Linked DNA regions of Mus musculus: all the other regions are linked to region 1. Evidence: chromatin loops called from intact Hi-C (ENCODE). Cell type or tissue: gastrocnemius. All regions are shown on one strand. Region 1 overlaps Smad3 (SMAD family member 3). Region 2 holds the start of Iqch (IQ motif containing H). Region 3 overlaps Smad3 (SMAD family member 3).

Evidence for each region. Hi-C counts contacts between places; a loop is a spot of excess contacts. Peaks named below come from ENCODE experiments on the same cell type or tissue, not always from the same donor. Only the 100,000 strongest peaks of a DNase experiment are listed, where the experiment ranks them.
Region 2: it touches region 1 in a loop (2.5-fold over the local background); 3 of 42 quality-filtered maps call a loop at or near these places.
Region 3: it touches region 1 in a loop (4-fold over the local background); 13 of 42 quality-filtered maps call a loop at or near these places.

Annotation. Positions count from the first base shown.
Region 1 is chr9:63,755,128-63,757,627 of GRCm38, reverse strand. Smad3 (SMAD family member 3) reads left to right here. Exons shown (of 9, transcript NM_016769.4): 1 at 1-156. Among named protein-coding and RNA genes, the nearest start is that of Smad3, 1.6 kb to the left of the region's middle. In gastrocnemius, no CTCF peak of the experiment used is centred here; DNase peaks (open chromatin) are centred at 920 and 1,551; H3K4me3 peaks cover 2,500 bases; H3K27ac peaks cover 2,500 bases.
Region 2 is chr9:63,601,485-63,603,984 of GRCm38, reverse strand. It overlaps Iqch (IQ motif containing H), which reads left to right and starts at 1,492. Exons shown (of 22, transcript NM_001311098.1): 1 at 1,492-1,618. The coding sequence starts at 1,568. Aagab (alpha- and gamma-adaptin binding protein) reads right to left here and starts at 1,339. Exons shown (of 10, transcript NM_025857.3): 1 at 1,214-1,339. The coding sequence starts at 1,286. In gastrocnemius, no CTCF peak of the experiment used is centred here; a DNase peak (open chromatin) is centred at 1,411; H3K4me3 peaks cover 1,996 bases; H3K27ac peaks cover 1,469 bases.
Region 3 is chr9:63,699,917-63,702,416 of GRCm38, reverse strand. All of the region lies in intron 1 of Smad3 (SMAD family member 3), which reads left to right. Among named protein-coding and RNA genes, the nearest start is that of Gm51710, 30 kb to the left of the region's middle. In gastrocnemius, a CTCF peak has its summit at 944 (motif pointing right); DNase peaks (open chromatin) are centred at 607 and 925; H3K4me3 peaks cover 220 bases; H3K27ac peaks cover 1,791 bases.

The DNA of each region.
Region 1 (2,500 bases):
TTGGAAGAAGGGCGAGCAGAACGGGCAGGAGGAGAAGTGGTGCGAGAAGGCGGTCAAGAGCTTGGTGAAGAAGCTCAAGAAGACGGGGCAGTTGGACGAGCTGGAGAAGGCCATCACCACGCAGAACGTGAACACCAAGTGCATTACCATCCCCAGGTGGGGTCCCAGAGCGGCTGGGGGCGCACTGGCCCAGCCCCCTAGCGCGGCCCGGGTGGAGAGGGAGGGCGTGTGCGCGTGTGTGCGCGCGCCTGTAGGGGACGGGGAGTGGGTGGAGGGACCCCAAACAAAACCTTCGGATTTGCCTAGCCTCAGAGACCTGGCTTCCGTGCAGCATTTTGGCTTCTAGACCTCAAGGGTCGCCAGCTGCTTCCGGGCAGCAGGGGTGTTTCTGAGCTTGGCCCCCCAACTCTCGGGGCTTCGGGCTCCAAGTGGAGGCCCCGCTTTGTTCGGCTCTGCCGGCCGAGCCCCTCCTCCTCCGCCGCCTCCCGCCCCGCGCTCGTGGAGGTGGTGGCGTGTGTCCCTTTCTTTTCTTCAGCTCTGTTCCCCCACTTCTTTTCCTCGTCTACAGGAATGCAGTCGGTACAGCTGTGGGTGAGGAGCGGGAGCCCGTTGATTGACAGATTCCTTCTTCGCTCTTTCTTTGCTTTGGGATTAGCATTTTTACTGAGTATTTTTAGATTTGGTTGTGCCAGCCTCCCGCCCCCTGTGCACGCATGCACGCACGCACTTAGTTGGAGAGCAGAGCACCGACTTTGAAGCGGGAGAAACAAGTGGCAGAAAGTAGGGGCTTTCCCTCTTTCCACCCCACCCCTGCTGATTTGCGATCTTTTTAATCCAGAGTATGCGGGTGCCTAGAATGGAGCAGGCAGCTCCAGGCAGATAACAAAACACCCCAGGGCTGGCCTCCCATCGGCCCTGCATTCCTGTAGAGCCTATTTTCCCAAAGCGCTTTGCCATCTGTCCTGACCTCCTTTATCCTTCCCATCGGGCTAGAGGAGTCCGGCGGGAGCTCACAGATGGCTGATGGAAGGGGTCAGTGACTTCACTCCCAAGGCCTTCTAGAGCATACCCGCGTCTGGGCAATGCGGTGAGAGCACTTTAGTCTTCTGGTTTTGTTTCTTCTCAAACACCTTTAAAGACTGATTCCAGATGAGGGGCAGGTGGGGATGTTTGGGGGGGGGCGGGGGCGTTCTGCCTGCAGAGGGATGGAAAGAAGGCCTACGATAGTAGAGGTCATCACCTGTCTAGGCAGGGGTAGCTTCCATCCTTGGCCACCTGCTCAAGGCAGCTGTGTATGGGCTGCCAGCCCTGATAGTAAGACACAAAACAACATCTGTCCACAGGAACCCAGGGTCGGCCTTCCCTAGAAGCACACACCACATATGGTGGGAATGACACTTAAAGAAAACAGAAACAAAACACAACAAAAGCAAAAATCTAACAACCCCCAAACCTGAGTGGGTGGATTCCACCTGTAAAGGAGAGGGCAGGCAGGCAGTATGTGGTCTGGAAGAACGCTTGGCTGCTGAGCCTTTGCCAGCTGGCGTTAGGGGTGATGTGATAGTCAGAGGCACCTGGGTTTTTGGCTTCTTCTCCAGCTTTCCAATCTCCTCTATCCTTTTGCTGAAGCGGGCGGTTGAGTTTCACAGAGCTCTGTCAGGTCTGGAGAAGCAGCCTCCCCCCACCCCCCACCCCCATCTGCCCGAGTGCACCCAGCTCAAGTGCTTTCTGTTTTGAACCCTCCTCCAGTGCTATCAAGTATGAAATAGCTGTGCAAAGTATTTCACAATTTACAAGGCACTTTCATATGGTCGACGACAGAACTGGAACATAGAAAAGGCACGGAGGTCTAAAATGATCTTGCTTGCAAAGCAACAGAACTTAGAGAGGGAAAGCATTCATTCGACTAGATCTGGCATGCCCTTTCTCCCAGTCTGTTTTGAACTCCGAGTCCCCAAAGCATCCGTGTCCAGGGTGGGTGGTGGATCTCTTCTGTCTGCAACGCTCTTGGTTAATCTTTGGGCTGGGGTCAGCTTGGAGGAGAGGCTGTGCCTTCCTCACAGGCAGGTCAAAGCTAGTGTGCTTCTGAGATTTCAGGCTAACACTTTTGCTCCCAGCCGAGTAGGACTAGGTACCTTCAGCCTGTGCGTAGACCTCGGGCTTTGGAAGCAGGGTGTGTGTTTGCCGGTTCTTTGGCAGCACTGCGGACTGAACCCAGGGCTTCCTGCATGTTGGGCCAACGCTCTGCTACTGAGCTACCCTCCCAGTCCTGGGATTGTTTTCTTTCATCTTTTCTCAACTAGAGAGACCCGGTTGCTTGGGTGGATCCAGACAAAGGTGGATTTCCATCCCTGGATTTTGTGCCCACGCCTCTGGGTCACCCTGTCTCCCTTGGCAACAGCTGCTGCTGTTTTGGCCATGGGCAGAAAGCTAAAGGCCACGTCTTGGGGAGGCGACTAGTTGGCTATGTGCTCGTGCTAGCCCTGTGTCTGCTAAGCCC
Region 2 (2,500 bases), 150 kb after region 1:
AGTGCCACGCTCAGTATGCACAGAGCAGTGGGACTAAAAAGCAGAAAACACACACACACACACACACACACACACACACACACACGTATATTCGCGTATGCACAACAAAGGCAAAAAAAACAAAACAAAAACAAAAACAAAACCCTGAATTTTATAGCCCTTAGGGTCCAGAAGCAAAAGCACTGGGTGCAGTAACACCTCAAACTCATTTTTTTCCGGGGAACTTTCACCTCAGAAAGAACTCAAGAAATGTAACTGCAAGTGAGGGGGCACCCAACAAATATCATGTACACACAAGTATGCATGTATGTACATTACACACACACACACAATCAAGGGGAGGGAATCAAGAACGCCCACAGCTCTCATCTCTAAGGGAGTAAGCGTTTATTCTGGAGCCAAATATGAGGGATCATGAAAAGGGAACAGGAATCAGGGGTGCCTCAAGTCAAATGTTCCAACGTGGCAATAACAATTCCATGGTGTTCTTATAGGAACAACAAAGCTACATATCAGGATGTTCTAAAAATACATTGAGGGGAACAACAGGTTGGTGGATTACAGCACATCGTGGAAGCCCTTGCTGTAGGCCTCAGACACCAACTGATAAAATTCTTAGCCTTTGGGTTGATGGAAGCTAGGGGGTCTGTTTGCTTATTCCCAAAAGGACTTTACCTGATAGTCAGAGGATATTAGGTCAGACACAGAAGTGGGCAACAAATGGCTAAGAAGGAGACTAGAGACAGTCCACGAGAATCTGGCTACAGTTATTAAAATTCCAGCTCTCCACAATCACAGGAGTTCTGGTCAGTCCATCATCCTGGCAGAACACTAACGCGCGTGCATTTTTTGTTTGTTTGTTTTTTTGTTTTTTTGCTGAGCACTTCAGTTCACAAGAGGAACCACTACCCCAGCAGCAGGGGCATAACCCCCAAACACAACACCGCAACTCCAGCGCCTTACATTCGTCTAAGAGCACAATTTCCGGGGTCTTGAATATCATCTTAGGGGGTGCTTGCCACCACCCCTGAGGCGGGAGGTCAGAAACCGGCCTCACTTTACACAGGCAGAAGGTTAAGCGCCTGGCGCCGAGACCTGCGGAGGAGCCGGAGCCTAGGGCCCAGCTCGGGCAGAGCCCGGGAGAGGTCGCCGGCCCTGCGCCCATGGCTCTGAACTGGGCCTTGCAGCCCGGCTCAGACGTCGGGTTACTCACGTTGCACCAGCCGGTCCCCGGTGAAGGTGGCGGAGCAGCTGGTAACCAGCGCGCAGGGTACACCGGCAGCCATCGCTGCGGCAGAGCGGGTTCCGCGCCGGCGCTGCTTCCGCCTTGGGCCGTACCACTGCAGCGGGCACGCGGGGGAGATGATCCGGGCACGCGCGCTGGGCGGGGCCGCGCGCTGGGCAGCCGAGGCTCCGGCTGGCCCTCACACCCCCCTTCCCCGCTCCTCCAGTGGAGCGCGCCGGTCGCGCGCGCCGCGTTGCTATGGTGACGGGTGCCCGCACCATCTAGGAGCGCTCCGCAGGAGGCCATACCTCCGGAGCCTAGTGTCTTCTGCCCTCCTTAGTCATGGCGCAGGCCCAGGAGGACAGCGACCCCATTGGATCCATCCTAATCCAGGTGGGAAACAGGCCGGGCTGGCGGCCGCACAGACCTCCCCTCGAACCCCGAAACCTGTGATCCCAAGCACCACCATTTATTCTCTCGGCCCTATAGCAGGAAACGCCTACACTTTAGGGCATCATGCTCTGGGGGTTGAACACAGGACATGCTAGCGCCAAGCAAGTGCTTTACCGCTAGGCTGCATCACCTGTCTTCCTTATACTTCGGGCCCAGATGGTCATTGACTGTCTTGGAGCACCCTCTACAATCCAGGCAGGCCTGGAACTTGTGATCCTCCTGCCTCAGCCTCCTGAGTAACTGGGATTATCAATCTGTACTAGCAGGCTGGGGTGCTCAAGGCACCATTTAAAAATAAATTATGAAATGTTTAAAGTCCATCCATGGCTTGGGGATGTGAAGGAGAAACAGATTCATCATTAGGAGGTGGTGAGAAGTTCGAAGAGAACGTGAGCTATGGGACCCGTGCTTCTTAACCTACAATAGTCACTGCTTGCTTGGGAACACACACCCAAGCTTTTTTTAAAATTTTTTTTTCTTCGAGACAGAGTTTCTCTGTGTAGCCCTGGCTGTCCTGGAACTCACTCTGTAGACCAGGCTGGCCTCCAACTCAGAAATCTGCCTGCCTTTACCTCCCAAGTGCTGGGATTAAAGGTGTGCGTTACCAAACATATTTTTAAGATCACCTGGATTACAAAACAACATAAAAAATGAAAACTTGGAGAAATATCTTATTTATAATCTAGGGAGAAAGCTCTCAAAGACTTGACTTCTCCAGTGTAATTCAGTTTGTGACAGTTGAACAATTTTTCTGAAACAGCTAGGTTGGTTTGGTTTTTTTTTTTTTTTTTTTGCTTTGTTTTGTTTTGTTTTTTTCCGTGT
Region 3 (2,500 bases), 55 kb after region 1:
CTTAGTTCCATCTTGTCAAGGGGTGTCAAGCCAGATGTTCTTGAAGCCTTCTTTACACGTCAGGAGATTGGAGCATGAATTGTGATTCCTGCCCCTCATTTCCTCTCGAGTGGTGGGGTGTATCCAAGACACTGTGTCCGGACCCCAGACTTCTGGGCTCCAGACGGTCAACCTGTGTCAGCCATGAAAATACTATAATTTGTCATTCTGTGTTAAATGGCCACTCCCTAAAGATGACTTTTTTCCAGTCTTATCCATGGCTGTCACTCAAAACTTTAAGCAATTTCTGGCACACAGTAGGCCCTCAGGAAATAGATCTCCCTCAGCTTGTGGATAGTGTGGCTGGCTCCAGTGGTGGTGTGGCACTGGCGTGTGTGTGTGTGTGTGTGTGTGTGTGTGTGTGTGTGTGTGTGTGTGTGTCTGCTCTGTCCTAGGCTCTTCGTGGTGGAGTTGGAGGCCATGCGCCTCCCATGCAGCTCCCTGGGGAAGAGATGAGCACAGCCCACATGGGCCGCCTCATTGCCAGCATGGCCTGGTGCTTGTGTGTGAGCAACAGGGCCTCTCTGGTGGGTGTTCTCTCACTGTTGTCCAGTGGGATCCATTTAGCTCTCAGACAAAGCAGGAGACTGGTCTCGGTGCCATGGGCTAAGCACTGGCTGCCTTGGGCCTCAAATCAAGACCAGATGCCAGTGTGAACCCAGGCGGCCAAGCTGAGGATTCTCTCAGAGCCAAGCTCACAGTGGACGAGCAAATATTTACCCTGTCTGAGGTTGAATGGGAAACGTCTACTGGCGTCTTGTTTTTCCTCCTCCTCCCTCTCCGCCTGCCGGACACCACCTTTAAAAAGAAAAGAGCTTGTCTTTAGTCCTCAGTCCTGGGTCCTCCTCAGGCAGGTCCTCTCCTTGAACAGGTGACTGGCCACCTGTCTCTGCTCTTCTGGGCACTAAGGCCTGCAGAGGGCAGTAGGCCACTCAGTCTCAGCCGGCCATGTGACAGTACAGTTTTTGCAGGGTTCTTATTGTCCTGTGTATGTCCTTGGTCTCAAGTCTCAGAAGTTGTATCATTGTCCCTGCCTGGACAATGGGGTTGACTGGACTGGTGGCTCATTGGCTGGTTGTATATCTACCTACCCTATGCCTCACAGGTTTTCTGCCTTTGGGTTCTGCCCAGTACCCTGGCAGAGAAGTTCAAAGGCAATAAAATAAAATGTGCCTTTCCCATCACTTAGGAAATATGACTAAGTCTGAGCTAGTCGAGGCCCAGCTATTTGTGGATATGGTTCTACATGGACTCTTTTTTTATGGTCTTTATTCTTGACCTGCTGGGAAACCTTTTGTGCGGGTGGGGTGGGTATTGGAAGTCTTACTAGGTAGGCTATGTGTAATGTAGAGAATGCTGTATGGGCTGCCTGCTTCATTACATGCACTGTGAAGAAGGGCATGCGCATGAGAATCAGAACTGGGTTTGGATCCCAGTCTTCTGCTCCTGACCCATTCTACAGCACTGGCCAAGTCATTAACCTTTCTGAGCCTTGACTCTGTGTGTGTGTGTGTGTGTGTGTGTGTGTGTGTCCCACCATATTGTTTCAGACAGGGTTTCTCACTGTACCTAGAGCATGTTACATTAATCCAGCTGGGCCAGCAAGCAGGCGAGCTCCAGGGACCCACCTCTGTGGTCCAGTGCTGCCCCTGGCCCTCATGTGGGTGATGGGGATCCTAACACAGGCCTTCATGCTTGTGTGACAGACACTTCCCTAACCGAGCCATCTCTCTAGCCCCTCTTTTCTTTTCTTTTCTTTTCTTTTCTTTTCTTTTCTTTTCTTTTCTTTTCTTTTCTTTTCTTTTCTTTTTCCTCTCCTCTCCTCTCCTCTCCTCTCCTCTCCTCTCCTCTCCTCTCCTCTCCTCTCCTCTCCTCTCCTCTCCTCTCCTCTCCTCTTCTCTTCTCCTCTCTTTTCTTTTTTTCCTTAAGAGGTTTTATGCGTATGAGTACTTTACCTGAATGTGTGTGCCAGATGCCTGCCAAGGGCAGAAATGGGTTTTAGATCTCAGACTCGGGAGTTACGGGTGACTGTGAGCTGGGAACCAAACCTGGCTCCTCTGTGAGAACAAGTGCCTTTAACTGCTGTGCTCTCTCCAGCTCCCCCTCCCCCGCTTTTCTAGTCTGTATTAGTGAAGGGATAGGACTCCCTGGTGGGGTTTGTGAGGGTCGAGGAAGCTAGTATGGACAAAGTCCATTGACTTTCTCCCAGGTGTATGGTGACGACTTGCCATTTCCACAATGTTTGGATTTTCTTAGATTCTTCTGAGTATCTTGACAGGCACTTGGGCTAGATGGAACAAGAAGAGGTTGCTCTTGATCTGTGAAAAGAATTATATGCAAGGTTTTTGTTGTTGTTGTTGTTGTTATTGTTGAAATGGTTTTTGAGAATTCTAAGTCCGGGATGTCTGATAGACAAATATAGTGTGAGTTATAGAGTTATTTTAAGTATTTTGCCTTTAGG